Linked DNA regions of Mus musculus: region 1 is linked to region 2. A link is a loop called in an ENCODE intact Hi-C map of the cell type or tissue named here. Cell type or tissue: left cerebral cortex. All regions are shown on one strand. Each heading gives the region's core, and the rest is flanking DNA. Links, peaks and the distances in the headings are about the cores only.

Region 1 (16,454 bases), core at 6,568-9,067, 530 kb before region 2:
CTCAGAGGCAAAGGGGAGGAGGGGTGGGGTAAAAAACTCTTGGAGGGGGACTGAGAAGGGGGCAACATTTGGAATATAAATGAATAAAACAATTTAAAAATTTTTTTTAAAAGAAATACAAATTAATTGTCAAGCTTGTGGTTATATTAGATACTAGTTTAGTTAATTATAATAAAATGTTTCCAAGGTTATTAATATAATAAATGGCTAAGAATAAATAATGTTTGACAATTCAGATAAACTATAGATGGTCTTTAAAAATCTCAGAGGGCCACAGAAAATGGCATTTAAAATTATTTCATTATTAAAAGATCTTTTGACTATGAGACATGTCTGCTTCTGGCAGTGCCCCCATTCCAAAGAAGATGATGAGTATCAGTGACCCCCATATGGAGTTAACTTCAGTTGTGGCAAGTTAGCCTCTGGGCAAAGAAAATGCCCATGCTTCAACTACAGACGAATCTGCCCAGAAAGGACAAACAGATGCAGCAAAGTCAATTGCCAAGCTCTGCTAATACAGGATAAGCAAGTCCTTTATAATTCCAACTTCACAAAAGGTCTGACAGATATACTAGGCCAGAAGGCTGAAGGTAGATGCTCCAAAATTATAGCGAATATTGGGGAATTGTCTAGGCAGTCAACTGTCTCTGTCATTTCTGTAATTTTTGGAAGCTACATCCCTAAACTTCTTGCATATCAGATAATATTTATTCCTCAGGCATCTGCTGGGGTTGAAGTCTAGATAGTCATAGTCCTACTGTAAGCTTAAGTTGTTTAAGTTTTAAGAAAATGTTCTAGGTCTAACCCAGGTTTTTAGGTTAATAATACAAGTTAAGATAAAAGTTGAGATAGATACAAAACATTGAAACTCCAAGATAGGATAGGTAATAAATGTTTTCCTTAATTGCCAAATAGTACGGACTGGATATTATAAATGTATATCATACCTTATAGTTTTCATAATTGTCATAATTGTATTCAATTTGTATTTAAAGGAAAAAGAGTCTTTTATTGGACTAAAAAGGGAAATTGTATAGAGAATATATTATGAATCAACTATCAATTAGAAGCTTCTGGTCTATGGCTTAGGCAGGAAATAGAGGTGTGACATCTGGGAGGCAGAGAGGATTCTGGGATAGAGACAGACACATGAGATGTGCCTAGGAAGATGTGAAGAGATGGATGTATGGTACCTGAGCACAGGTATCCTGACAGGTGGAAAAATGTAGATTAAAATAAATGGGTTCTCTTAAGTTACCATCTAGTCAGGGAAGAGCCTAGCTATATGGCCAAGATATTCGTAATATATTTTATTTCTGAGAGCATGGGGCTGGAGGGCAGAACCAACATAACTTCTACATTTTTATACTAAGATTTCCAATATGGTTGCTTTTGAATTTCTGTTTATTTTGAATAATGTAACAGTGATCATTTGGTACAGGAGCCTTTTTCAAGATTCCTTTTAACATCTTCCCCATGCATTATTCTCTCTCAAAACATGATCTCACTCTTAGGCTATCTCAGCTGACTTAGAATACCCTTAGGGTATTGGGACACAGGTTCATATACTGTTACCACGTACCCAGATTTGTCTCAAACTTGGCATCTACCTGATTCTAACTCCCCAGTGCTTGGATTTACAGATGTGTGTCCCCATGCCCATCTTATGGTTTAATTTTCTCAGGTCTGTATGAGAACGGAAAGGTGGATCACACAGAAGATCTATTGTAAGACTCTGAGGAACCTTTATGTTATTAGTCATCACGGCTACCAACTGCCACTGCCACCAACATTGCATATGGCTTCTGCTTTCTCCTTTCTTGTCAGCTCTTGTTATCTTCTGGTTTTGGTTGTAGCCATCCTAAAGGGAGTGAAGTACTATTGTTGTATTTTTATATTCATTTCCCAGATGACCTTATTTCCATCATTGGTTTATAAACTATACATGTCTTGTCTTTTAAAAACTAGTGGTTGACCTAGGGATTATGATATACATTTTAATTAGTCTTTGCCTAGTTGTGTGAAGTGAAATGCTCTTGAATGGTATATGAATCTGTGTCCCAATAACCCACAGTTTATTCTATGTCAACTGAGAGTAAAAGGGGGTATAAAATAGAATTATAGAAATGATGACCAAAAATGTCCAATTTTGTTGAAAATATTTTTGAAAAGTTTATATGTCTAAAACCCCAAGAATAATAAAGATAAATTAAACTACTTTGGGCATCACAGAATCAAGTTGCTGAATTCCACTGCCAATATAATAAAACTTTAAATCTTCCAGGGACTAGAGACACATTGTGTTGATATAAACATAAAGAATGATATTTTCTTAAAATTTATACATATATGAAAAGAATTAGCAGATAATAGGAAGACAATGCCTCAACTAGACCTCTTATGCTAATAAGTAAAACTCCCAGTAACAGGAGTAGGTTATACCTTATTGTGTTGTTGGCCAAAGGGTCCCATGTCCAGGAGTGGTTGGTCAACACAAAATGAAGTCAATGTTTTTGTCTGTTTGTTTGATTGTTTGTGGACTTCTTGTTTCTTTTGGCATTTATTTTGGCTCTGTTTTGACTTTTGTTTTTTGTGGGAGTCTATTTGTTTATTTGTTTGTTTTTGTCCTTTTTCCTTTTGGTTGGTGGTGGTTGTTTAAATTCAGATCTGATAAAGCTAACAAACCAGGGGATCATTGATGTAGAAAAAAAAATGGCTTGTTGCAGTTTTCAAGAAGAAGAAGAAGACTCAAAATAAGACAGAGAACCCTGTGGGAAGCACAGGGACTTCCTAGAAACAGAGACTGTATCAGAAGAGAATGGGAAGAACCCACACTGGACTTTCATGAAAGGGATGGAGTGCACAGGACAAGATCCTGGATGCTTGAATACCAGGCAAGTCAGAGGGAGCTGGCTTGTAGAGGACCCTTTTCTCCTGCATATAAGACGTCCTCTTGAGGTAAGTAAGTTGTTTGCTGTCCTTGGGTACTGGCAAAAGGCAGGCCTCGAAGCCTCATAAAACATAGAAAACAAAGTATGTAAGACAGGCACAACTATGGCAACCTGACTGTCTCAAAAAGGCTTAATAGCACTGGGGGATGAATGAGACATGGAGTCTGGAGCATTTGGTCCAGATGTGAGTCCAGAGGCTGAGCTTCAGAGAACAGCAGTGAATGGGTCACCTTTCCCTCTCAGCTGGGTTGTGACTACCTCCTCTCTACTTTGAATTTTTCTTCTTTTCCACATACATAGACATCAGTGTTATTTACATGATCCACATTATATTGCTTTTTTTTTTACACACTGAAAACCTAGCAAGTGGCTACTTAGAACATGTTGAATCAAGTCCCAACTTCCTAATAGTTAAAATACAGCTATTAGTCCCATTCCTTTACCACTCCCAACAGTGTCAGATATACTGAATTTCCCTGATTCTTTTATTTTTACTTTATTTTGAGATTTGGGGGGGGGGGTGTCTCACTACCCAGTGCTGACTGACCAGGAAGTCATTAGGTAGACCAGGGTGGCCTCACATTCATCGAAGTCCATCTGCCTCTGCCTCCTCTGCCTCCTCTGCCTCCTCTGCCTCCTCTGCCTCCTCTGCCTCCTCTGCCTCCTCTGCCTCTGCCTCTGCCTCTGCCTCCCAATTCCTGGGATTGAAGGCACAGGCCTCCATGCCCAGCCTTTAATCCCCCTAGGTCTCTTAGCTCACGAGGCTCTTCTTTTCAGCCCTTCGCACTCGTTCATGGTGTTCTGACATCACAGGCTCCTTCCCACCTTGATCTAAGCACATGCCTCACCATCCCCCATCCTGTCAGCTCCAGCTCCAGCTCTGAGGGTCACACCCAGACTCCACACCGCACTCTGCTCTCTACCACAGATCTGTAGTGCCACCCTTCCGTATCTTCTCATTCACTTCTCTCGTTTGCCACAAGGACAGAGACCACATAAAGGATACCTTGTATTCACTTCTGTATTGTGACTCTGAACACAAGGCAGCCCTCCCTCCGGGGAACATGGTCTAAATGCCTGTAAGTGAGTGAAGCCTAGTCACTCTAGGACCAGCAGAAGCCAGAGCTGGGATGCTGGCTGGAGAACTTTCTCAGTCCAACACTTTTCTTGGGGGTGTCTTGGGGGGACCTAGGGAGGTGATACACCACTCCTCACCTTGAATTAGAACCAAATTTCTCTCCAAGGGAAGAAAGAAAACACTGTATTTTCATGGAAGATTTCATGTCAAAAAATTCACTCTGGATTTTTTTTTTTTAGCTCCTTATGCCAAACAAGCTATCATAGCCATTGGTGGCAGTGAATGCTCTCACCTTCCAGTGACTTGACAACACCAATGAAGATAAACGGCTGTGCTTGAGAGAACATGAATCACGACAAACCCAGTGTTGTCAAGGAACAATAAAAATTCTAATGTGTTGCAAATAACCCTTGTGAAATTCTCTTCATTTTTATTTTTTGGCATTAGAGCTGACATAGTTACTTTTCTGGTTCTATCTTACAAGCCATGTCTTCCAGAGAAAAATAAAGAAATGTATTAAACAGGATCTGAATGGCCTAGTCGGCTATCACTGGAAAGAGAGGCCCATTGGACTTGCAAACTTTATATGCCCCAGTACAGGGGAATGCCAGGGCCAAAAAGTGGGAGTGAGTTGGGGGGGGAGGGTATGGGGGACTTGTGGGATAGCATTGGAAATGTAAATGAGGAAAATACCTAATAAAAAATATATATATATAAAACAGGATCTGAAAAAGAAATCTTCAATGGGTAAAGAAACCTTAACATAGGAAAGAAGTTCCTCAAACATCTGCAAAGGAACAAGAGATGCGCGGGGGCGGGGTAGGGAGACATAAAGAGTTACAGTGCACTTTGTGTGGGGTCATGGTGGAGGAGGTGGTAGTTGTGAAGTGTGTGTGTGTGTGCACGAGTGTGTGTATGTGTGTACATGTGTGTGCATGTGGGTGTACATGTATGTGTGTGAATGTGTGTGTGCATGCACGTGTGTGTGTGTGTGTGTGTGTGTGTGTATGTGCAATCCACGAAGGTCTCAGTCCTCAGGTGCCTTCCGGTTTTTGTTTGAGAAAGAATATCTCAACAGCCTAGATCCAGATCCAGCCAGCTAACCCATGAGCCTCCAAGGATCCACTGTCTCTCACTTTTCTATCCCTGGGAGTACAGGTATGTATCACCTCATCAGGCATTTTGTACGGGTTCTGGGCATCCAAATCCATATTCTTATGCTCACAGTGCAAATGCCGTACCAAATGAGTCATGGCCCCAAACGCCAGAGAATTTTAATTGAGTTCTGGCCCAGAAAGTTGGCCTGAAATTGCAACAGGATACACTAAGTTAGCCAGCAGGAAAATCGGCTATGTAATCACAGTAACTAAAACAACCTCCTCCCCTCCCCTTCCCCTCCCCCTGTCCCTCCCCCTCATCCTTTTCATACATGCATATACACTACAAGGCTAATTTATATCATGTGTATTTTTTTAAGCAGCGTCCATTCACAAGCAGCTTGCCACTCCTCAAGGAAACTTTGACTATTAAATGGCAGATTTTTATCTTCCTCTTGTAGTTTCTTTCACAAAAGGAGACTCTACAACTTTTAAAATTTATCTTGTTTACAGCTTTCTCAGCACTGCTTTCCCCACCCCCATGGCCAGGAGACATTCCAGAAAGTGTGGGACTCACCAATGACATCACCCCATTATCACAGAATGATCGCTGGCGCTCCTGCACTCTGAGGATGTCTTAGGAGCAAATGGTCAATGGGGAGGATGGTCAGTACCAGCTGTGAGGGAGGGAGTACGTGTTCTTCCCTGAAGAAGACAGAATTTAGGGAAATCCCATCTAACTGTAAGTATTTGCCTTCAAATCTCCTAACACCTGCCAGAGGGAGTGTGGATGGATGTTATGCTAAGGGCAGATTCCAGGAAATGTCCTGGATACAGGCAAGGCCCTGCAAACCATTTGGGGATTTTAGACAAGAGTTTGTGCATCTTCGATGAATTACAAGCCTAACTCACAAAGCTCTTTTCACATCTGAGATTCCGTGACGGTATGATTTATCCACCCAGCACTGTACATGGAAAGGGTCAGCCACCGTATTTATTACCCCAAGGACTCTGGCTGTGATTTTTTCCCACCCTAACTACTCTCCACTAACACAGCCTCTGTGGCAGCAAAAAGGGCTCGAGAGCCTGCTCTGATGTCTCTGCTTCTGTGCAGTTCAGTGAGCTTGGGATGGGGATGAGGATGAAGTAGGGAAGTGTGTGTCTCTGCTGAGCACCCTCCAGGCCACACTGTGATGCAGAAAGCACTAGGAGGTGAGAGATCATCATTTACTTGCATATGTGTATGGTGTAGGCATGAGTATATGCCCATGCATATGCGTTTGTGTGTGTGTGTGTGTGTGTGTGTGTGTGTGTGTGCTTCGGAAGAACAAAGGTCAATGTCGGGCATCTTCCTCTATCATGCTTTACTTTAGTTTTTGACACCGAACCCACTAAACCCAATGCTTACTAACTTGGCTGGATTATCTGGCTACCAAGCCTACGAGAGCATCCTGAGATTACACAGGTACAAGTTGCCATGTCTCTGGCTTTTATTTGGTGCTGGGATCTAAAACGTGTAGTGAACACTTTCCTGCCCATTATCATCAGTTCACTTTTTTAAAAAGATTTTATTCATTTTATGTGTATGAGTACACTGTGGCTGTCTTCAGACACACCAGAAGAGTGCATTGGATCCCATTACAGATGGTTGTGAGCCACCATGTGGTTGCTGGTAATTGAATTTAGGACCTATGGAAAAAACAGTCAGTGCTCTTAATGGCTAAGCCACCCCTCCAGCCCCATTAGTTCACTTTTAATGTCATTTTTCTTACTCTGCTTTGTGTTTCTAGCTTTTGATATTGTAAGCTTGTCTCTTTAACTGCAGATTTTAGGAATTTCTTTTCCCCCTGGCCCATCACCTATATAACAATACACATTTTTCATACTTGGATGTCTGTCTGTCTTGACTATGCTAGCCAAATTGAGGTTTAGGTAAATGTATTGTCAAATGGCAAAATCTCTGGTTGTCATAGTTTTAAATCTATAAACTCTTTTTTATTTAAAAAAAACCCTAAAGTCATGATTATTATATATAATCAGAAGCAAATAAAGACAGTCATTCAAATGCTATGTGATAGTCTGTTTTCCTATTGACAAAATCTGCATAAGTTCTGAAATAAGGAAAACTGGGTTCAAATGTAGGCTTTGCGGTTTTCTGCTGTGTTGTGGTCTTTAATATCTCTATAAGAGTGAGCTGAGAGTTAAGTATGACAGCACATGCAAAGACCAGTGAAAGCTGGGGTTGTTGCCCTAAGTAGGGAGCTTTGGGTGGGTGTACATGTCTCTCACTCTCTTCCCCGTGGCAGATTTTTATTGATGCGTTTTAATGCATTGTTTGTTTACTTTATTTTGAGGCACTGGGAGTGGTGCCCAGGGTCTCATGAAGGCTAGCCAAATGCTGCACACTCCATCTGAAGAAGAAGGAAGGGAGGGAGGAAGGAGATAAGGAAGGTATATATACATGTGTGGGGTGGGCCAGATCTGATGGCCTGATGTCACCTGATTTAAGACCTTTAAAAATAGCTAATACTTTCTATGATTTATTTTTTTTTCCTAGTGCTGAAATAAAATTTGATGAAGACTGAATCTTTGTTAAGAAAAGTGAGGCCAGCAGACCACTCCCTCGTTGATTTCTGCGGTGCTGTTTGCTTCAACCTCTAGAGGGCAGCATGCCATCAAGGAAACTCACCAGGAGCCCAGGTAGAACCCGTTTAGATGACCAGTTGTCTGAAGTCCGAGTCATGTTGACCTTAAAGGAGGGAGAAGGGGGCTGCCTGGAAAATCCCAGAAAGATACAATACCAAAATGTAAGCAACCATTCATTATAATTTCTAATGATTATTAAATACTGGGTTATTTTGAACCCATCAGATGAATACCCTGGTAAATAAATAAATCTGATGAATGTGGATGGTTACCTGCAGGAACAAAGTCACTAAGGAAGAAGCAGGTGGTTTCTCAGACCGGGTTCCATCTTCAAAAGTGATTTCCAGCTGTGACCTCATCTCTCCAGACTCTTCAAACCTGTGCATCACAAGCTAGGGATAGAAGCCCCAGCTCTTCCTTACTCCATACCACCTACTTCCTTCAGTTAATTCTGGGCTCATTTTAGTATAGGGACCCAACGTCACTGTCTTAGCCAGGGTTTCTATTCCTGCACAAACATTAGACTGCTTTTTCTTTCCAGAGCTGAACCCATGCGTGCCAGCAGCTTGAAGCTCAGTGACTTACTTTTATCAACATGAAACCCTCTACCTCCATCTCTCTGTCTTGTTTTCTTCTGAATTATTTTCTGATTTCTAAAAAAAATATGTTTTTATTTGAAATAGCATTTGTCACTTGCTGTCTTAGGCAGGGTTTCTATTCCTATACCAAACATCATGAACAAGAACTCTCAAGTTGGGTTTATTCAGCTTACACTTTCCACATTGCTGTTGATCACCAAAGGATGCAGGACTAGAACTCAAGCAGGTCAGGAAGCAGGAACTGATGCAGAGGCCACGGAGGGATGTTCTTTACTGGCTTGCTTGCTTCCCCTGGTTTGCTCAGCCTGCTCCCTTATAGAACACAAGACTACCAGCCCAGAGATGGTCCCACCCACAAGGGGCCTTTCCCCCTTGATCACTAATTGAGAAAATGCCCCACAGCTGGATCTCATGGAGGCATTTCCTCAACTGAAGCTCCTTTCTCTGTGATAACTCCAGCCTGTGTCAAATTGACACAAAATCAGCCAATACAGTCACCTACATTTGGGATCTTGATCACTGACTCGGGGCTTCTAGTATTAATGTCACTTCCTTCACTTAACCCTGTTGTAACCTGCTCATTCAGAACAGGGAAGAGCCACAGCTACACCGCAGGAAAGCCCTGGAACGCAAGCTTCTGGGACCATCCACCCCTGCATCTCCTGGGCTCACACAGAGGCAGGTCTTACATCAGAGGGTTTTGCTCTGCTCTCTGGGATATTCAGGATCTCGGTCTAAACTCACCCACTAATCGGAGCCTTAGGATTTTAATATGCAAAATTAAGGCTGCCAAGTGCCTTCCCTACCTTCTACGGATGCAGATGCAGACAACTAGGCACTTTGATGCCAAGATCATCTTGGAGAACACAGAACAAGATCACATCTATTCAGAGGCACACCTTTGATATCCCTACACACCAACTCTGGGTGCCTTGGATAGTTGATGACTACTGTCTTCTTCAAAAGATATCTAGGATCGGTTGGGATAAAAGCTTTCATGTATGTGTGGGCTGTTGTCAAACAGGACACTAGAATATTTCTTTTATGAAAAACTAACACTTCCAATATTGAAAGGCAGTATCCATTAATTCAATCGAACATTATTTTCATAAGCAAATATGTTTGAGAAAATTAGCAAGCAAATGCATAAATAAATTACCTACATTGAAAGCTGTTACTGGCAGGTATGATAACATGTTTCGTGTTCACTAGTTTCCATTTCTTTTGAAGTGAATTTCTGGCTGCCTGTGTTTATGTCACAGGTGGTATCCTCACCTGCTTCATTAAGGCCTGTTTAGAATACAGTTCTAATGTAGGTTTTATTCCATGTAAAGCCACCTAGAGATAATTTTAAATGATCAGATCGACTAACAAACACGTAATCAAGGAGCTCTTAAGATTTTATTAAAATTCAGGTCTTTCACCATTAGCAAACCTGCTTCATTAACATATTAATAGATAATGTTCCTGCTCATAATTAGCGCGGATTTTCTTTGCATTACATTGTAGTTGAAAGAATTCAGGTGGGGTTGTGTAAAGTTGTTTTTTTTTTAATTCCTGCTAACAAAGCACCTGGAAGTGCCACTGAATCCTGCTGACCACAGTTTGCATTTTCATCTGCTTCCTTCTCCCCACGTTCTCCTTATTAAACTCAGTTCTGTGATTGATTTTCTGCATAGCCAGGCCACTATGAATGACAATGGTAAGCCACGAAGCACAGCAGTCTGGCCCACTTACTGAAGACTGAATCCTACCTGCGACAGAAATTCTAGGCTCAAAAATAGCTAAGCTTTGAGAGAAGCAGGCATATGAGAACCTTAACCTTTTTCTTTAATAGTATAATTCAAAAGTCCAAGTTCTTCAAGTGCTTCATACCTAGACCAGTGACTGGAGTTCATGTAGATGTCTCTATAAAAAGAGCAACATCTGCCCCCCTGCCCCCCTGCCCCCAAGCTGCTGCTGAAGGCTGTGTTTGTGTCTGTGTCCCTGCAACAGCAATGATCTGTGTCTGTGTCAATGTTTATGGCCCATGTTACCACCAAAAGCTATACAGTCATCCCTGGTCTCGGTCATGTTGATGTCAGAGGGCTTCACAGACCTGGCCCCACCTCTCACTGACTGCAGCATTCAGACAAGCTGGCCCCATCCCTCAACTGGACAAAGTGAGAGAGCTGGCCCGGTGGCACAGCGTGGTCACAGGAGAGCTGTCATGTCAACCAATTCAGCTACCAAGCAGGCCAAGATGCAGGTTCTGAGTTGGCCCACCCTAACATCCACCCCATTTATGAACTGCTGGAGCACATGAAGGGCTGGTCCCGCAGAACCAAAGCGGAAGGATCTCCATGACACAGGGCAACAACAAGATATCCAAGAGGAGTCCAGGTAAGGATCTAGTATAGGATTGGGGTGCATGATGTGAAATTCACAAAGAATCAATGAAAAGTTTAAAAAAAAAGTGACATCCCTTCCGAGGGATGGTATCTTACAAGGAGAAGCGATTATCTGTATTTCAATAACCACAGACCTTGAAATGCAGTCATGGCGTTATTTTGAAATATTCTAACTGAAGTAATGCACTTAAGTAACAATTAAGACTAAGATCAGGATCACACTTAAAGGGCCCAAATTAAGTAAAATAGAAAATAATATATACATTAAAACTAGCCATTGTCTTCTAACGTGGCCTTTTAAACAATTGGCCAGTTCTGTTTATCACAACCTTTCTGAAAGTCATGGTTTCCAGTGACTCTGAGTGCATCCTGACATCAGGTGGCCACTGCCATCATGGTCCAGGTCCATGGCAGCCTCTTTCCTGGGCCAGAGACAATAAGGAGCTTGCACTGTGGCTCTGTACTGTGGAAATGGGTCCCAGTGTCTTAGGTTTGAGAACATTCAGATCTGACTCATTTTATCTAGAAGCAAGTTCAGGCCCAGGGATGTTTAGCAACCTTCAATGCCTATCATCTTGCACAAGGCACAGCTGAGCACAATATCAAGGCTTTCTGATACTTTGGGGGGGGGGCTACATTTCTTTCTTTCAATGTCCCACCCTTGATTTCTTCCTAGATGTATAGAACTCGGCTCAGCACACTTGCTTTCCCTTCGACAGTGATAGAAGCAGCGGGTATCTGTTCCATCCAGCACAGGGTCCAGTAACCCCATGCGGCTACAGAGCACTTAAAATAAGTAAGGCAACTGAGGGATTGAATTTTTCTTTCATTTGATCTCAGTAAAATTTAGGTAGCCACACACAGCTAGTGGCTACTGTATGGGCTGCAGAGATTTAGCATATTCTGTAAATGAGATTCAGTTATCAGTTATCAGTGAGCTAGAGACCTCTGGTGGACGATAGCATCACCTACAGGACACATTAGACGACGTGTAAGTAAAGTGAGTGACTGTTGTTAAAAAACAAGCAGACATTTCTGAACTGCTTACGTGTTTTAATGCTAACACCACCACAGAATGTGTTGTGGAACTTCTCTGTACAGTAAGGGATGAAGTAGTGAGGAATGACAAAGCTGATTGTGCTGATTAATGGCCACTGGGTGGTACCAAGTTCTTATTGGGCTTATTAACTGACACTGGGAAGAATCAGGGCTGACTGAAAACTGTTACATTTTAGATCATCACAGGAGCAACACATTTCAGGAGTTCTCAGGACAGACAATGACTCATTCTTCTGGACTGGAGACAGTCTCAACATGTATTCAATAAATCGAGAAATGATACTGTAGACTGACTGAAGTCTGTGCTGAGTACAAGACAACAGCTGCTTGGCTATCCAACTAGAAAACACATGCCAAAGTTGTTTGAATTCTTGTATTAGGTTAAAGAGATGTCACCCCTTACTGCTCTTACAATATGTTCCCTAAAGTGATGCTTGCTGATAAATTTGCATTTATGACACTATTGTCTTCCACATTGCTTGCTGCCTCCTCCTCCCCCCTCCCCTCACCCTCACCCCTTCCTCCTTCTCCTCCTCCTCCTCCTCCTCCTCCTCCTCCTCCTCCCCCTTGGCTGTCCTGGAACTCACTCTGTAGACCAGGCTGGCCTCCAACTCAGAAAGCCACCTGCCTCTGCCTCCCAAGTGCTGGGATTAAAGGCGTGCACCAACACCGCCCGGCTTCAAAACTCTTTTATGGTAATAAAAAACCCACATACTTCAGTTTGGAGAAGACTGATGGGATTTTGAGAGGAACTGAGTTAGATGTGCATTTCAATTAGGAAAAATGTGACATTTGAAACATCTCCGTGTCTAGGGTGCAGTATGTCTTTACATTTATTTGTGTCTTTAATAAGATACTATGATTACTATCTATGGCTTTGGCTTATTTATCTATGGCTTTGGCTTATTTATGTATAAGCATATTTTAGTTCATTTTCTTCTCACTTTTACCATCTGAAGCTGACTCTTCCACGGAGTACAGGGTGCATCTAGATAGTAATGTCAAGGCCAGCCAGATCTGCATAGCAAGACTCTTTATCAAATAACAATAACAGTAATAATAACAAATAACAATAAAATGAAAATAAATTAATTAAGATTGAATACGATAATTTAGTCCCAGTTTTAATTGACTATTACTCTATTTTCTTTGAACTTTATAATTACCTACTTTACAAAATACATTTCTTAAGTCTAATCAATTTAATAGGATCTCACTGATTTTCTGCGTATGTAATCAAAACATATCAGGTTTTTAAAAGTAGGTTTGGATGTCTTGGCAGGGCAGAACTTATGTCAGCTAAAAACTCAAAAATCATAAATGATGGATCTGGCAATATAAACAGTTTCAATTTCTACATAAAAGTGGCAGCTAGTATACACGGAGTAGGATCTTATGAAGTTTATATTAGAAAGTGCTCTGGATATACTAGATAGATGCTACTTTTAGCATCTTTTAGAGTCATCTGGCAGTTTGGAGCACTGACATTTTGAAGCTGGAGACAAAAGGATCGGATGTTCCAAGTCACGCGTGACTACATAATGAATTCAAACCTAACCTGGCTATAAGATCCTGCCTTGAATAAATAAATTGGGTAAATTGTGATAAGAACGCGATCAGAGTCCTAGGCTTCTAACAATGGAAGTTCAATACTCAATTATTTAATACCTTATTACTGGGCCAGTGAGATGCCTCGGTGGTTAAAGGCATTTGCTATCCAGCTCGAGCGCCTGAGTAGGATCCTACATGTGGAAAGAGAGAACTGGTTCCAGTTAGTTTTCACCTGACCTCCACATATGCAATGCGGCATGTGAACACACACACACACACACACACACACACATCAAATCTCAAAGTACCTTGTCCTTTTTTCCCTGCCGTTCTGGCTTTAGCACTGAAAGCCCTGCATGCCCGAGAAGCTCTCGACCCTAGAGAGAAGTCGTTTGCCATCGTCACTGAGAGAGCTTTTGACAGGTAGAGACATTAAACAAATAAATGCCAATTATCAGTAAACAGTCGAGCTTAGGGAGCCCGCTCATCCGTTTTCCCATCCCTGCACGTTCACTGCCGTCTGGCTAGAAGCTAGCGAGCTGGAGGAGTGGCAGATCATCTCTGCCAGAGCACACTGGAGTTCAAAGCCCCAAACCCTTGCTTCACACTCTTATAGAAGCGTAAGAAACCACTGATGGACAGTAAGAGCCTTTACCTCTGATTTGCCTCTACAGCTTAAGGTTGGAAATTACTTTATGCGACGAGAAGACCCTTCAGCTTAAAATGTGCTATGAAGTCGAATCCTCTTGTGGCACGCTTCGCTCTCCCACTTGTCTGGGAACAGGAGGATGAGAAGCGCACTTACTCGGTGGAAGAACGACAACGGTAAATGCACAAAACTGTCATACGGTGCCCTTTGAACATTATTTTTCTTCTGAAACTGAACATATCTTACCTCTCTTTTTAAACAGACTAAGTAAGAGAGCAGCACATCCGGAGATAATAAAAAAAGTGAGGGTTGTCGTTTTCGTTTTCTAACCTTGCAAGACACATGGTGGCTGTGTGTGCTCCTTGACCCTGCTATAATAACGTGAAAGCAAATATGAAGAAGAAGCCACACATGTTTTTAATATACACATATAAAACACAGACAACAGAAAATTGGTCTGTGGGACACAGCTTACTACCCTTGCTTAGGGCAGTGGCTCTCAACCTTCCTAATGCTGTGACCTTTTAATAGAGTTGCTCATGTTATAGTGACCTGCAACCATAAAATTATTTTCATTGTTACTTCATAACTGTAATTTTGCTACTGTTATGAATCATGATGCAAATATCAGAAATGCAGGATACTTAATATGCGACCCCTGTGAAAGGTTCCTTCGACTTCCAAAGGAGTCAAGACCAGTAAGTTAAGAACCACTGGCTTAGAGTCTTGTTGATTGACCACTGGACCTCAAGAGAATGAGCATCATAAACTAGGACTGTTAAATAAAAGAAATGAAAAAGGAGTTGAAAATTATGCTGTTCTCTTTTTGGATCCAATACAGCTGGAATATATAGTGATACCAACATATGGCAATATATCTGCATATCCTTGAGTTCTTCTGCAGATTTAATAACTATAAGTTAATATCACATACTTGTAACATTTTAGCTGACAGGAGAGCTGAAAATAACATATAAAATGTAAATTCGAGCAGACTGCCCGGGCCTGACCCGGGGCAAAAGCCCCTTCCACTCCATTCGAGCCCCGGGCTTCCTTGCCAGCAGAGTTGCCTGACACCCGCAAGGGCCCACACAGGATTCCCCACGGGATCCTAAGACCTCTGGTGAGTGGAACACAGCGCCGGCCCCAATCCAATCGCGTGGAACCTGAGACTGCGGTACATAGGGAAGCAGACTGCCCGGGCCTGACCCGGGGCAAAAGCCCCTTCCGCTCCACTCGAGCTCCGGGCTTCCTTGCCAGCGGAGTTGCCTGACACCCGCAAGGGCCCACACAGGATTCCCCACGGGATCCTAAGACCTCTGGTGAGTGGAACACAGCGCCGGCCCCAATCCAATCGCGTGGAACCTGAGACTGCGGTACATAGGGAAGCAGACTGCCCGGGCCTGACCCAGGGCAAAAGCCCCTTCCGCTCCACTCGAACCCCAGGCTTCCTGGCCAGCGGAGTTGCCTGACACCCGCAAGGGCCCACACAGGATTCCCCACGGGATCCTAAGACCTCTAGTGAGTGGAACACAACTTCTGCCAGGAGTCCGGTTCGAACACCAGATATCTGGGTACCTTCCCTGCAAGAAGAGAGCTTTCCTGCAGAGAATACTCTACCCACTGAAACCAAGGAGAGTGCTACCCTCCCAGGTCTGCTTATAGAGGCTAACAGAGTCACCTGAAGTACAAGCTCTTAACAGAGACAACAATAACAGCTAGCTTCAGAGATTACCAGATGGCGAAAGGCAAACATAAGAATCCTACTAACAGAAATCAAGACCACTCACCATCATCAGAACGCAGCACTCCCACCCCACCTAGTCCTGGGCAACCCAACACAACCGAAAATCTAGACCCAGATTTAAAAGCATTTTTCATGATGATGATAGAGGACATCAAGAAGGACTTTCATAAGTCACTTAAAGAATTACAGGAGAGCACTGCTAAAGAGTTACAGGCCCTTAAAGAAAAGCAGGAAAACACAGCCAAACAGGTAGAAGTCCTTAAAGAAAAACAGGAAAACACATCCAAACAGGTAATGGAAATGAACAAAACCATACTAGAACTAAAAAGGGAAGTAGACACAGTAAAGAAAACCCAAAGCGAGGCAACGCTGGAGATAGAAACCCTAGGAAAGAGATCTGGAACCATAGATGCGAGCATCAGCAACAGAATACAAGAAATGGAAGAGAGAATCTCAGGTGCAGAAGATTCCATAGAGAACATCGACACAACAGTCAAAGAAAATACAAAATGCAAAAGGATCCTAACTCAAAACATCCAGGTAATCCAGGACACAATGAGAAGACCAAACCTACGCATAATAGGAGTGGATGAGAATGAAGATTTTCAACTCAAAGGACCAGCAAACATCTTCAACAAAATAATTGAAGAAAACTTCCCAAACATAAAGAAAGAGATGCCCATGATC
Region 2 (16,454 bases), core at 5,233-7,732:
ATACTTAAAATAGCTATCTATTTCAGCAAAGCTTTAGAGAATCGACTTTTTTCATGTATTAATTTTTAATTAGCATACAAACAGGTGGGGTTTGTCCACAATACCCAGATATCTCACCCAATAAAAAAGCCAGAGGCTTGCTCAATTTCTCAGCTTATGGTAGTTACTAAAAACAACTGAATTATTCACTCTTTAATTCAGTAATAGCATATCAGGGCACATAAAACATCCTCTATGTTAACAAACAAGAAAAATATACCCGAGGAAAGAGAGAAAGTAGAGGTGTCCCTAGGGTGCTAGAAAAAGCTGTTTACATTCGAATGAAGGTTTTTCTTGTCCTAAAATTCATTTTAATATTTTTATGTGAAATGTTTTGACTTTCTATGCAGTGACAAGCCATTTTCCCCTCAAATGACTCACCTAATAGACATGAGAAAGAGCGGTGGAGCGTTTTCTCATGCAGTTACAGCAGCAAGAAAATTATTCTACATTGGCTCCTGTCAACTAGTATTCCTCCCTGGGGCGCATAATGAGAGGACTGTCAGGCATGCTGAGTGTCCAGTGCAGAAGTATTTAATTAATGAGCTCTCGTCTTGCCTCTAGGTAATTCTTCACAGTGCTAAGGACACAGAAAGAGCACCCGCTGATCAATCTACGGAGGTTTTTTATAGAACCCGAACCACATTTGCTGCTGAATTTCAATTTTATTCCTTTAAGCCTAAGTTACCTGGACTTAAATTTAAATCTATCTTAATCTCTTTTTTTTAGCATGCTTGATTTTTTTTAAAGAAGAAGACTAACAGAACTTAAAGTATTTTATATTTTAGATAATATATCTATATTAAGAGCATGCGAGAAAGCTACCATGGATTCATTTCACTATAAAGAACTGTTAGGTATTCATTAAAATGGCATGTATAGAGACTAGAATAGAATAGCACGTATGTGTGGGGTGTTTATTCATTTACAAGTCTTGAAATCCCTCAGAGACTCTTAGCGATATTTTCATAGTCCCAAAATTGGACCACCCAATATTCTGGTCTAGAATAGTTCTAGATTGCTCTGGAGAGTTCCTTTCTCATATCAAGGTGACTTTCTTTTTCCTGAAGAATCTTTGTCTCAAAAGTTTGCCAGTGCTTTCTTTCAGAACAATAAACAGCGCTCCATCTAGGGAACCACTCTGGTAACCACTACAAAATACTGTCCACACAAAGCCTTAGATCTTCTGGGTTGGGATTGAGGATGGAGTTCAGAGCTGAGGGCAGGGAAGTGATGAGCTAACACCAGGATCTCTGGACTTCCGGGGCAGTGCTTCTGTGTATTCACTGAGTCACCAAAGGAAGCATGGAACGTGTACCTTCCCACTGTTGTTGTCCCTCTTTGCCCACTAATCCATAATCAATAGAAAATTCTTCAGTTCCTACAGAGGTTCACAGTGTATTTAAGTACAGAGTTCATGGCCATTCTAACTCCTAGAAATTGACTCTTCTTCGGCTTCTTTCAGATTCTTATGATATTTAATAAAACCAAATTGTAACGTTACTCTTGACTTCATCTACATTCTAAAGACTTTCATTTTTGTAATGTCAATCAATTATCCACTTATTGTATTCAGAATAATGTAGGACAATTTTATTTAAATGAATTCTAGGTATAATAGCATTAGTTTTAAAGGCGAAAGCTTTGACGGTTATTCTAAAAACACATGAAGAATAACATCTGGCATGACCGTGTACAGACCTTATATAAAAATATTGATGGAAAATCAATCTGGACTTTATAAAACAATAAGAGACACCTTCATGAGTGAAAATGAATGCAACTGAAGATTGTTGTGTTGAAATGAAAAGTTTAGACTCAAAAAGACACACATTCCCAGTCATTTGTGGCTCTTAGGTGATGTAGAAGTACATAAATGTTTTTTTCAAATTAAGTTCAATGCATTTAAATGAAAAAAAAATCTCTTTTGCAAACCTTATAACTTAAAGAATTCAGCTCCAGAATGTACCATACACCTCAGAAAGAGGAGCCAGAGGCCCCAGAGCTGGGAACTGGCCTAACTGCTTCCTCCAGGAGGACTAGATTTCATGATACCAGAAGGCACCATGCAAGCTTCCAAAAGAGGAAAGCAACCAACAATCCTGCCCAGCCATGAGACCTCTCAACCATATCAGCTATTGGCATGGCACGGTGACCACAAGATTGTAGTAGTGGCACACACGCCTTGCTAGTAACCGACAGCAACTAGTGAAGAAAGAAGTCATGAATTTGAAAGAAATCAAGGGATGCATGGGAAGTTTAGGATGGAGAAAAGAGAAAGGAGAAATGCTCCTATTATAATATCATAAATGTTATCATAATTGTAATTATTAAAACATTCGGCAATACCATCTCAAATATTGCGCATCTTACAATGACTGCAAAAGGCATCCAAGTAATCAAAGTTTATGTTGAGCTACTGTCCAGACTGTTATGGGAGCGGGTGACTGTCCAGACTGTCATGAGAGAGGGTTACTGTCCAGACTGCCATGAGAGCGGGTGACTGTCCAGACTGTCATGAGAGCGGGTGACTGTCCAGACTGTCATGAGAGCGGGTGACTGTCCAGACTGCCATGAGAGCTGGTTACTGTCCAGACTGCCATGAGAGCGGGTGACTGTCCAGACTGCCATGAGAGCGGGTGACTGTCCAGACTGTCATGAGAGCTGGTTACTGTCCAGACTGCCATGAGAGCGGGTGACTGTCCAGACTGCCATGAGAGCGGGTGACTGTCCAGACTGTCATGAGAGCGGGTGACTGTCCAGACTGCCATGAGAGCTGGTTACTGTCCAGACTGTCATGAGAGCTGGTTTCTGTTGTAACTGGTCAGCAACCACATCACGATAATTAAGTCTTTTACTGTTGTTCTTATACATCTTCCCAGACCTTATTCTGGGAAGCCTCAATATCTCTTCTTAGTTCCAGGGTGGCAATCACCCTCCTGCTACATTCACCCTGAACCTAAATCCCTCCTGTATCTGGTTGAGCCCTTTTGTATTAGTTAGTGACAAGAAGAACTGGGAACACAACCTAAAGAAGGAAAGCTGTTTGGGGCTCCTGTCTTCAGAGGCCTTAGTCCTCTTGTACTTGATCCTGTGCCTCATGGTAGTAGGAGGTTATTCACCTCATGGTAGACAGAAGGCAAAGAGGAAGAATCAGGGACCAGGCACAACCTTTGAAGGCATAGTCCAATCACTGACGTCCTCCCAAAACACCACAAGACAGGGGCCACCTTTGTAACAAAATGAGCCTGTGGAGGACATCTCGGATTCGAACCAGAACCACTCCTGTTGCCCTAGGTATAAAAGGACCTTGTTTGCTAAACTGAAATGTTTTAGGAGACCCTTGCCTTCGGGACTCAAAAAATACACCAACAGATTCTGTCTCTCCTTTCCTTTCCCCATCTCTCTCTCTCTCTCTCTCTCTCTCTCTGTGTGTGTGTGTGTGTGTGTGTGTGTGTGTATGTGTGTGTATCTTTGTTCTTTCCTCTGCTATGTATCTCTCAATAAATTGGTTTTGTTGCCTGTATATATGTGTCAGGAAATGGAAAAAATGATAATCTTGTTCATCCAGGACTAAATCACACTGACAACCACTGCTGTGCGGCAGGAGGGCAAGTAGGATGTGGCAGAATACAGGGGTTGGTGTCTCCCTCTGTCCTTACAATTCTATGACAAGGCTGTGACAGTAGTGGGCACTGAGAGACACAGACTATTAAGCACCTTTCCCAGACCTACGAAATCAGAATCTGGATTCGACGAGACCTGAGGTGATTCACATACAAGCTTGAAATTGAGGTCTGTCTCTCAAAAACACTGCACAGACACACAGTAGAAGTATCAAAAGAGGAAGATAGTGTGTATTCACAAAAACATGACAGCAATTGGCTGCGATTTCCTTTTGCTACATCTTCAGTGAAAATGAAGTAATGATTTTTTTCCATATTTCTCCTCAGTGTCATTAACCTTAACGTGCATTTAAAGATAATAGGGAATGCTGGGGAGAAAGCTCAGCTTGTAAAATGCTGCTGTGTAAGCCTTGGAATCCTATTTGATCCCTAAAACTCACATTAAAAAGATGGACATAATGAGCGTAACCTTGGCAGTGGGCAGGCAGAGCCAGGCAGAGCCAATGGGCTTGCTGGCCCACCAGCTTAGCCTGCTTGGAGAGTTCTAGGCTAATGAGCGACCCTGTCTCAAAAACTCAGCTGGACAACGCCTGAGGAATGACATGCAATGTTGACCTCAGGCTTCCATGCACCACACACATGCATGCACCCCGCACCTCTGGATGCAAAAATGCACACAGGCATGCATACAAAAAGTATTTTAGAAAAATTTACAACTAGCCATGACCTCAGGGTCCAGCGACACCAATTCCTGGATACATACAACAGAGATGTCTGCATGCCTATGTTTATCCCAATGCTATTCACAATCCAAAGCTTTGGTCTAGGTACCAATGCATGAGTACAGAAAATGTAAGGTGCATGTGGGATATTATTTATTTATTATTTATTTATGCAGAAGAATTAACTCATGAGAAATGGATGGGAGTGGGGGGGTCATCATGTTGAAAAGAAATACAAAATAAAGAAATAAGCAAACCAGACCCAAAATGGTAAAAGTCATGTCTGCTCTTTTGTTTAGACAAAAGGTGAAGAGAAAGGCAAGGGCAATATAATAATATTGCCAGTTAATATCTGACTTAGGTATTTTCTCTCTTTTTTTTAATTTTAGAAGTTATTTATATGTAAGCATTTCTGTTAGAAGTGAATCAACATCTAAGTGTCTGAGTTGGTCTCTGACCTTGGTTAAGTAGCTTCCACTCTGCTAGCAAATCTACTACCTAGGGTATGTGGAAAGCAGTGGTCAGAAATATGGACCGGAAGCCAGACCGGAAGCCAGATCGGAAGCCAGAGACTAGTCAAAAATCTGCCTGTACCTTAGTTACTGTCCGCTCATCTGTAAACAGTGCTCATCACCATCTTAATAAAGATTAGATGAACCTGCCATGCAGCGTCCCATATGTGTGCTTTTGAAATAAATATATTTTAGAGCAAAACTCTCCATCACCACCAACACTCGTTTGTGGCTAACCCGCCCAGGGAGGTCTGAGAAGGTATTGCATACGAGAGTCCCGGATCTGCCAACCTTCCTCCTTTCTGACAACCTCTTTTCCATCTCTGATGAACTTTTTCTTCAAACCCTGAGATTGTAGAGAGAATTCCTCAGAATTTCTCTTAGCCAACAAAAGTGGCTCTGGCCAAGCTGACATGATAAAACACAAGCTTCTAAGTTCCCATCACTTCGACTTGAAGACTTGGCGTTCAAAAGAATGCTCAGTGGTTCGAAGCATTTGCTGCACTTTCCGAGGACCCACGCCCCCTTCTCAGTACTGACAACTCATCACACCTAAGACTGCCTGCATCTACAGCTCCAGAAGATCCAACACACACACACACACACACACACACACACACACACACACACACACACACACACACACACAAAGGCTGAAAAATATCCAAGCCAAAAACTAATTAAAAAAAAAAAAAGCATGGACTTAAGATATCTAGAAAAATACAAGTATCTGTTTGTATTCTTTGCAGGTTACTAAGTTTTCTGACGCCTTTAGCAGGTTATCAGGAGGATTCGGTAAATAAAGCCCATAAATACTCAGAACTATGTCTCCTTCGAAGCAAACAAGAGGTGTTATCACAACTGACCACTCTAACACAGCCTAAGGAGGCCAGGGGTTCTGGTGACCCTGTAAAACACACCCACGTGTGCGGGTGCCTCCTGCCAGGTCCCTAGTCAACACACCAATGAACGGACGTTGTGCATGCCACGGAGAGAGGTGGACATTAGAAACAGGAAGAGCAAGGGAAGTAACAATGTTAAAAGACAACACATCGGTCTAAATTATTTGACCTTCGCCAATTTACAATTCTCCCTAACTGAAAACATCATCTCATTTATAAATAGCTTGTTGATGCCTAGTTGAAAGAGACAATTAACACCAGAAAGTAGTATAGATTCGTGATCGTTCTAATAATTTTATATATTAGCAAATGCCTCAGCTCACGGTACGCCATAATTTCAGTAGCCTGGGAAATGTTACAATTGGTTCAAACCACCGTTGATGTTATTTCTGGATGGTAATAAATGCTGTTTGTCTTGGGAGCCTGAAAAATATGTGGGCTGTGCAAGTGCGCCATCTGCTGGCCGCGGGGACTCATGCGGCACGCTTAGCGCGCAGCTGAGACTTGAGCTACTAGGAGGCACTAACCAACTGAATGCTTGAATTAGTATACATTGCTTTCCCGACTGAACGCTGCATTTCTCGGGTGCCTGGTCTTTACGTTTCCCCGACACTAGCATCTTTGGAGAAAGGGCAATTAGAGTGATCATGGAAACCAGACCACTGTGGGATGCCATCTATTTTATATGCTTCATGGAGAGGAATGAGATACCCAGAGTGACACAATTTTCCTGAACGTTTAGCGATTCTGGAAAAAGTGAATAAAGGTGAGGTGTGTGTCACAACAAAGAAAATGCCCCAGCCAGGTTGCTGGACCACCCTTGTGCACCCTATAGACCCAAGCATACATCAGGCATACACCAGGCATAGTGAAGAACTTCGATTTCATACCTTATACCCATATAAAAACATCCTGCTTCTATTACAAAACAGAAGTCCTGTGTGAGTTTTGCTTTGCACTAAAGAAAGAGAAAATGAATTGGGACAGTCAGCACACCACCACCACCACCACCACCACCACCATCACCTTGGGGTTGGTTTTACTCCCCAAGAGGACAGCAATCTAGTGATTCAGTCACAGCTTGGTTCTGGCAGTCACTGGAGGAAAGTAGGGATTTCTCAACCCAGAAATCTTTTGTTCTGTTTCTTTGACAAGTCGCTTTTAGTTTAATCCAGCCAACTAAAAATTGATATAAGTCCAATACCACCACCTTCTTCTTCTTCTTCTTCTTCTTCTTCTTCTTCTTCTTCTTCTTCTTCTTCTTCGTCGTCGTCGTCGTCGTCGTCGTCGTCGTCGTCGTCGTCGTCGTCGTCATCACATGACTCCCTAATGCTAGCACTCACTGATTTGGGGCAATGGAGAGTAAGGCCCAACAGGGGGCGGTAGTGGGCAGACACTTAACCCCCCTGGTTCTGCCCTGCTCTCTCCCTCAGACAACAGACTAAAAATCATTCTAGCACTCGATAGCCATTCTGAGACTCCCCCGAGAGAAGGGGCGTCATTTTCAGATGCCAAAGTTAATCTGAAAAGTCAGTGATCTGTCAAGAACAAACACCATCCTTAATTCTTAATCCTAACTCAGGACTCCAGGATGTGTCCAAAGCGAAGTGCCTTCACCACATGAGAGACAAGTGTTGGATCTGTCTGTAAACAAGGCCGTCACCTAGCAAAACAAAACTGCACTAAACACAATCCAAAGAATCCCTAAGGGAAATAGCTTCAAGAATCTTGAAAATCATACCTATTTTTGTTTGTAATGTGCGAAATTATTATAAGTATGTTCACCAAGAGGACTATTGATGGATGGCTCACGATTTAGCTAAATTCAATGAACCACACACTGAGCCTACCCCAGTAGGTGACTCATGCATTTTTTATTTCAAGTATCAAGTGTTTGCCAAAAACAGTATTTAAAAAAAAAAAAGTAATGGAAATTGTTCTGAAAGAGCTCGTGAACAGGGTAGGACTACCTACCGGCAGGCTCATTTGTGCTCTGACCACTTAGGTGGGATTTGGTGGGGCTGCTTTAAGACAGCGCTACACAGACAAGTGCTCGCCACAGCAACGCTGGCAGGTTGGGCACGGGCTCTGGCCCTCATCAAGTATGGCCATCTTGCTGGATACCCATATCTCAGCAAAGATAGGTGGACTCACCAGGTGCCCCAGTAATGGACCTGAGTTGGGGTGGGGGCGGGGCATACAGGTCTTGCTTAAAACATGCATTCAGCTCCTGGATCTCTTCTATTAGGCTTAGGTTTTTTTTTTTTTTTCCTTTTGCTCTTAAGCTTATTTTTTTTAAAAAATTGATGGTCAGGGAAAATGGAGGGATGAAACCTTACCCAGAAGAAATAACGGAAATGATTGCTGGTGTCTACAGCCATAGCAGCCTGAACATGCTGATCTCCTCTGAATTCGGAAGCTAAGCAGGGTCGGGCCCGGTTAGCATTTGGATGGGAAAATGACTACTGGTAAGGAACAGTTAAAAGGTGCATCTCTTATTCTGACCATTCACGTTTTTATACATGGCTATTTACAAATCACTGGGTGAGAGCCCTGCTTCCGTGGGCCATTTTATCAGTCAGCAAAGGAAATGTTTATCGGTCCCCACTGCCCAGCTGAGTTTCTCTTCAAGAAGAAAAAAAAAAAAAAGACTCTGAATTCATTGATGACATTATATTCTTTTAAAGCTTAAATACTTGGCTCTTTTAATAAACACTTGTAGCTTTGAAATATTCCAAGGGGAATAATTTCAGCACTTACAAATGCCTTATTCAAAGGGTATTGGGATAAAAGGAGACAAAGTCCTCAATATTTGAATTTATTTCTAATGATAACTATTCTTCTAAGTCATAAATAATGACTGTTTTCTGGGTTATACTGGCTGCTTCATCTGTTTATTATTGCAGATGAGTAAGTGTGCATTACCCCTTCATGATCCTACACACACACACACACACACACACACACACATACACACACATACACACACACACATGTACAAACACACACATACACAGACACATACAAACACATACACACACACACACACACACACATACACACACATATACACACACACACACACACATACACACACACACACACATACACACACACACACACACATACACACACACACACATACACACACACACATACACACACATATACACACACATACACACACATACACACACATACACACACACACGTACAAACACACACATACACAGACACATACAAACACATACACACACATACACACATACACACACACATACACACACACATACACACACATACACACACACATATACACACACATACACACACACATACACACACACACATACACACACACACCCTATCAACCACACTCACACTGTGGCTATTTCTTCTTCAGTCAGGCTTTTAAAGGAAATGAATGCAGCAGGAACTTAGTAGGACAACGTAACGCTCTGTATTCTATGAGCACTCCTTACGGGTTTCTGATCTCTTGTTGCTTAGTAACATCACAACGATATAATTTCCATCTAGTGGTGAAATCAAGTATTTCTGCCTTCTGCTTAATATCATGATAAGCTGATCTCCAGCTACCCCACATAGCAAAGGGTATTTGATCACGATTTCATCCTTAGAAAGAGGACAGGCAGAGGAGATCTGCAAGACTTTCTCTTTCACATTCTCTTCTGAGCTTATCAATTGCCACATAACTCACTACTCTAAAACTCTCGTCTAAAACAGTTCCTTCCACAGCCTCTGACAGGCCTGTTTGACAAGGCTCAGCTAGGTGGTTATGTCTTGTGATTGTTAGCTGAAGGCTGGAGGCAGAAGCAGAGAGACCTTCTAAAAGTCACCTTAAATGGTGTCTCTCCTAAAGCTGATCTTTGAGCTGGGGCTGTTGAGTAGCTGGGGGTTGGAGTGACATCCGCCTTGTCACATGGCCAGCTGGGCATCATATCATTGACTTGTGGAAATGCTGGGGTCAGATGGGGTCAGGAAGGCAATGAGAGAGGCCTGTTCATGTTCTATCACTGGCCCTCTTTTAGAATTGTTTGTACATGGCTTTAACATTTTTATAATTATCTGCAGGTTATTCACTGCTTTGTTCTCTGTATTCTAACGTGACCTCCTCACTTCACCTCCCTCACTTTGGCACGCTATCGCCTCGAGCACAGGCCAGTCTCTGGAGAGCTAGGTTCAGAGTCATGTTTGCCTTCCCCTAGATCAGAGCTTTCAGAGATGATGAACTCTGGGGGCTTTCCTCTGAGATAGCACCTCCCTACATCACACAGCATTTGTGGGTCAAAGGAGAGTTGGATGGTCACATTGGCTTCACAAAAAAGAAAACAAAGCAGACCAAATAAATGCAGACTGCACTGGAGGCAGCTCTAATGACTAGGAACTCAGTAACTGTCTCAGAGACCCTTCATGTTAGGAGCATAGGATTTAGCCAAAGTTGGAACTTTTTCACATTTCGACTACTGAAATTTACTATAACTTCAAGTGACTGAATTCGAGATTCTTGTGAACCTTGGAGTCTTCTGCTCACTTGTCTGCATTCCCTGCAGAAATAACGGAACGTCTAGTTAGTTCAGAATGCTGCTGTGACTGTTGACTCAATATGTTTACACCTAAGCCTTGAGCCAAAATTCTTCAAAGGGCTAGATTGACTATGGAACTCCACTTCTCACTCGACCTCATCTGCCACTGGAGAACTCTCTAGAGCCATAGCTCTACCATCTTTCTATGATTCAACATTTGCCACCGAGCTTTCAGGCTGGGTATGAATGGAATCTTTGGATTTTCTGAATCTCTTAGCCACAAACAACCAGAATGTCAAGATCTTAGAGGTTAAACTGTTTCTTAAAACAGCAATGATAAGCTTTTCCTATCCATCAGACACTGTACTCTCTACTTTACACCTAATAGCTCATTTAAAGGCTATAACAACTATAGGATATAGTAACCATTACTATTTATATAGAGATCATAAAGCCCAAAGAGGTGAATGAGTGTAGCTCATCTACCAAAGCCAGTGAGTGGAAGGAGCAATATAGTCTGGTTGCAGAATCTAACCTCTAATGACCATTCTATGATGCTCCAGAATCTGTACAATGGGTGTAACTGACGAGAAAAGACATCCCTGTGATTGTGCACCCTGAATGGTTCCCTCAGTCTACAATTAAGTCACCAAAAGACATTGTATTAGTCCACTTGGGATTATAAAGCACCACAAACCAGGCCACTTATAAATGACACAAATTGTATCTTATCATTCTAGAGGCTCAGGAAGTATTTTTTTAAAAAGGGAGGGGGGGTCTAGAAGATTTGGTGAACTCCTGGTTCTTAAACAGCACCCTGTCTGTCTCTGGACCTTCACACAGAGAAATAGATGAGTGAGTTCCCTTGAGCAATTGTATAATGGCATCTGTGAAAGCTCTACTCTCATGACATAGCCGTGTCACAAAAGGTCAGGGAATAAGATGTAAACCTTGTAGGGGACTTCTGTAAGAACTCCAATGCTCAAGCTAGAGCAGATTCGTTGGGGATGCTAATAATATCTTGCTGCCTTACCCACGAGCTGTTTAGTACCTACTGAGGGAGAATAGCAAACGAACAGTGTCCAGTGGTATTAGATTAGATTGGGTGCAGTTCTAGGATGTGTGGTGAGTTAGTCTGTGTGCTTCCTATGACGTCAGAGAAGATGTCATGATTCTGGACAGAAAGGTTTCACAAAGCCAGCGCCCTCTGTGTACATCCGGTGTGTAACTGCATGATTGGTAGAGAGAGGTCCAGAGAAAACCATGCCTGGAGAACCATACAGCAGCATGCCGTCAGTAGACCTCTCCTGTAGAAAGGCCATCATTCTGTACTGTCAGATGTGAAGCAACGAGACTGAACAAACTCCTAATGTATTTCCATATGGAGTGTCAATCTGACGGAAGGATTACTTCTAAAGGGAAATCCAAGGCTTCAGTTGAGTCTTTTACTGAAGTAGAAACTTGGCTTGACTGAAAGAATAAAGTAACCTCAGGGATATCAGATTCCACACAGAACTTGTTCTGAGCTTGGTATGATCATTTAGACGATGGAAACAACAACAACAACAATAGTAAAACAATGAAGAGCTCACGGGTGACTAAAGACATACAAAAGGTTTTATAGTATAATAATGTCAAATGAACATGCATTGGATAAAAAAGCAATCTTTGAGAAAACTGACCTACTCAAATTTATCTATTTTAATGAGTACTCTTAATTGAGAATGCTTTACATTAAAATCCACCCATTATTTTCAATAAGACAAACTTTAAAGAAAAAAAGTTAGCACTGAGGAGAAGAGAAGGCAGGTGTTTAGTATGACGGCTGACTCGTGAGCTGCTTCTGATGGAGGAGGAGAGAGTTATGTACGTAGCAGCACCAGGACGAAACTGAGTTGATTTTTTTTTTCTCCTGTTATACCTAAGTTTCACTTGAAGAAAAAAAAATGGCAAAGTAAGTCCTTTTCAGTAAATAACAAGTCCTAATTTAATGATAAATAAATAGGTCACAACAATATTTAACTGTTCAGTGCTAGACTGAGAATAATAAATTATCATAGATGCTAAACTTTGAAGCCAGTGTATATTTCAAATGATTAGTTTCTTTGAGGAGTTGTTGAAAAAGAAAAAGAAAAAGAAAAAGAAAAAGAAAAAGAAAAAGAAAAAGAAAAAGGAAAAGAAAAAGAAAAAGAGGAAGAGGAAGAGGAAGAGGAAGAGGAAGAGGAAGAGGAAGAGGAAGAGGAAGAGGAAGAGGAAGAGGAAGAGGAAGAAGAAGAAGAAGAAGAAGAAGAAGAAGAAGAAGAAGAAGAAGAAGAAGAAGAAGAAGAAGAAGAAGGAGAAGAAGAAGAAGAAGAAAGGAAGGAAGGAAGGAAGGAAGGAAGGAAGGAAGGAAGGAAGGAAGGAAGGAAGGAAGGAAGGAAGGAAGGAAGAAAGAAGAAGAAAGAAAGAAAGAGAACCTGTTATCAAATGTCAACTCAGGTTGGTGAGGATGTGAAGTGAAGAGAATATTTATCCGTGGCTGGTGGGAGTGTGAACTCATACAGCTACTATGGAAATTAACAGCAGCTCCTCAGGAAGATAGGGACTGATCCTCCTCAAGATCCAGCTATAGCACTCATGGGCATATACCCATCCTACCACAGAGACGCCTGGTCAACCATGTTCCCGGCTGCTTTATTCATAATAGACAGACACTGGAAACAACCTAGAAAAATTCATCCTCAGAAAGGTAACCAAGACAAAGAAAAACAAATATGTTATGTATTCACTTATGTGTAGATATTAGCTGTTAATAACAAAGCTCTGATATATAGAACACGGAGGTCGGGTATAGAATGGGGGACTAGAAGATATCTATCCAGGAAAGGGAAGTAAAACTGATAGTTATGAGTGGATGGAAGGAGAGTGGAGTGGGAGGATCAAGTGGAGAGGGAGAGGGGGAAGGTGATAGGGGAGGAGAAAATGTGGGGAAAGAAAGCTAAACTAGAGGGGTATTGAGGGATACTATGGAAACCTAATACAGTAGTAGCTTCCTAGAGTATATGTGTGTATATTAAAGAAATTCAAATGAGGTCACCAAAATAACGGAAGGGACACTGACCCAACTGGCCATCTCAGGTCACCAAATGAAGCTTCCCAGTACCAGGATTGAATCACATCTAATTGAGTTGTTGGCCAAAGGGCTCCAGGGAACCCTCAAACAACCCAAGCTGTTGCCAAGACTTTGTATTACTCTCCACAAACTGACAACAAAGCACCATGGCAGCTCCACAGACTTCAAAAGGCCAACACCTTCATGATTCATTTAACACACCAACTGGGGGCAGGAACACTCAGCATCTTACATGCATATTCTTGTGCAATTTTGGGAATCCAAGTAACATAATGCAAGCATTAAAGCAAATCCACAGCATTGGTCTTCAGGCCACACCAGTGGATGCAGGGATGATGTTCTGGGCAGCCCCACAGCCACCATGCCACAGATTTACATAGGGACCATCCACAGTCTAATGATGAGCAATGATGGCATGGACCATAGTAATGAGTCCTTCCACAATGCCAAAATCATCATGGATGACCTTGGCCAGAGGGAAAAAGCAGTTGGTGGTGTAGGATGTATTGCTGGTGATTTTGATCAAGTTGCCATACTTCTCATGGTTCACACCCCTCACAAACATGGGGGCATCAGCAGAAGTGATGACACCTTTGGACCCACCCTTCACATGGGTCCCAACTTTCTCTCTGGTGGTAAAGATGCCAAAAACACCACAACATTCTTGGCACCAGCATCATCACATTTGATGTTAGCAGGCTCTTGCTCTTGGAAGACAGTGTTGGGCTTTCTGTTGATGACAAGCTTCCCATTTTCAGCCTTGACTGTGCCACTGAACTTGCCATGGGTGGAGTCATACTCCACATAGACCATGTACTTGTGGTCAATGAAGGGGTCATTGATGGCAACAGTCTCCAATTTGCCAGATACAGATGATAAGACAACCCTGGTAACCAGGCACCCAAAATGGCCAAATCCATTCACACCTACCTTCACCATCCTGACTATGGGAGGAGGCTTTCACTACATGACAAGAAGATGTGGGTGTCTTTGGAACAGGGAGGAACCCTAAAAAAAAAACCTTTTAAACAAGTTTCTGATAGGAATTCCAATGAGCATTGAACACTCCAAGTCACAGACTCTAACTGTCTTAGTTAGGGTTTACTGCTGTAAACAGACACCATGACCAAAGCAAGTCTTATCATGGGCCATCAACTACAGCTGAGGCTATACCTCAAACTTCTCTTCATAAGACTTAACCAGAGAACAAAGTTTCTGCTGGGCTTTTTTGAAACTTCCTTTGTCAATGGAATTAATCCAAGTCTCTTCACCTTAGCCTCAGGCAGACTTTTCAGACAAGGGCAAAAAGTAGCCACATTCTCCACCAAAATACCACAAAAAGAGTCTTTATGCCACATTCTGAAATTCTTCTCCTTTGAAATCTCTTGGGCCAGTTCAACACAGTTCAAATTACTCCCAGCAACAAAGTCTTCCATATTCCTACTAGGATGACCTATTAAGCCCCATTTAAAGCATTCCACTTTGTTCCAAATCCAAAGTCCCAAAATCCACATTCTTTCAAATAAAAGCATGGTCAGGCTTATTACAGCAATTCCCCAGTCCCTGGTACCAACTTTTGTCTTAATTAGGGTTTTACTGCTGTGAACAGACACCATGTCCAAGGCAAGACTTATAAAAAACAACATTTAATTGGGGCTGGCTTACAGGTTCAGAGGTTCAGTCCATTATCATCAAGGCAGGGGCATGGCAGTATCCAGGCAGGCATGGCACAGGCAGAGCTGAGAGTTCTACATCTACATCCAAAGGCTGCTAGTGGAAGACTAACTTCCAGGCAACTAGGGTGAGGGTCTTAAGCTCACACCCACAGTGACACACCTATTCCAACCAGGTCACACCTATTCCAACAAGGCCACACCTCCAAATGGTGCCACTCCCTGGTCCAAGAATATACAAACCATCACACTAACCAATCAATTGAAAGATCTGTATGACAACAACTTCAAGTCTATGAAAAAGGAAATCGAAGAAGATCTTAGAAAATGGAAAGATCTTCCATGCTCATGGATTGGCAGGATTAATATAGTAAAAATGGCCATCTTGCCAAAAGCAATCTACAGATTCAATGCAATCCCTATCAAAATTCCAACTCAATTCTTCATAGAGTTAGAAAGAGCAATTTGCAAATTCATTTGGAATAACAAAAAAAAAACCCCAGGATATTAAAAACTATTCACAACAATAAAAGAACTTCTAGGGAAATCACTATCCCTGACCTCAAGCGATAGTGATAAAAACTGCATGGTATTGGTACAGAGACAGGCAGATAGATCAATGGAACAGAATTAAAGACCCAGAAATGAACCCACACAGCCATGGTCACTTGATCTTGAACAAAGGAGCTAAAACCATCCAGTGGAAAAAAGACAGCATTTTTCAACATATGGTGCTGGTTCAACTGGAGGTCAGCATGTAAAAGAACGAAAATTGATTCATTCTTAGCTCCTTGTACAAAGCTCAAGTCCAAGTGGATCAAAGACATCCACATAAGACCAGATACACTGAAAGTAATAGAAGAAAAAGTAGGGGAGAGCCTCGAACATATGGACACAGAGGAAATTTTCCTGAACTGAACACCAACGGCTTACCCTGTAAGATCAACAATCAACAAATGGGACCTCATAAAACTGAAAAGCTTCTGTAAGGCGAAGGTCACTGTCAATAGGACAAAACGTCAACCAACAGATTGGGAAAAGATCTTTACCAACCCTATATCCAATAGAGGACTAATATATAATATATACAAAAACTCAAGAAGTTAGACTCCAGAGAAACAAATAACCCTATTTTTAAAATGGAGTACAGAGCTAAACAAGATTTCTCAACTGAGGAATACCGAATGGTTGAGAAGCACCTAAAGAAATGTTCGATATCCTTAGTCATCAGGGAAATGCAAATCAAAACAACCCTGAGATTCCACCTCACATCAGTCAAAATGGCTAAGATCAAAAACTCAGGTGACAGCAGATGCTGGCGAGG

The links. A loop is a pair of places that touch in the nucleus more often than their neighbours do. Peaks named below come from ENCODE experiments on the same cell type or tissue, not always from the same donor. Only the 100,000 strongest peaks of a DNase experiment are listed, where the experiment ranks them.
Region 1: it touches region 2 in a loop (3.0-fold over the local background); 9 of 42 quality-filtered maps call a loop at or near these places.

The regions. Positions count from the first base shown.
Region 1 is chr12:56,583,257-56,599,710 of GRCm38, reverse strand. All of the region lies in intron 2 of Gm26973 (a long non-coding RNA gene), which reads right to left. C87198 (expressed sequence C87198) reads right to left here and starts at 8,652. Exons shown (of 5, transcript NR_046003.1): 1 at 8,545-8,652; 2 at 8,045-8,164; 3 at 7,816-7,900; 4 at 5,704-5,803; 5 at 5,157-5,332. In left cerebral cortex, for the core only: a CTCF peak has its summit at 7,780 (motif pointing right); a DNase peak (open chromatin) is centred at 7,788.
Region 2 is chr12:56,048,475-56,064,928 of GRCm38, reverse strand. It overlaps the pseudogene Gm5183. Among named protein-coding and RNA genes, the nearest start is that of Gm22296, 150 kb to the right of the region's middle. In left cerebral cortex, for the core only: CTCF peaks have their summits at 6,267 (motif pointing left) and 7,214 (motif pointing right); a DNase peak (open chromatin) is centred at 6,263.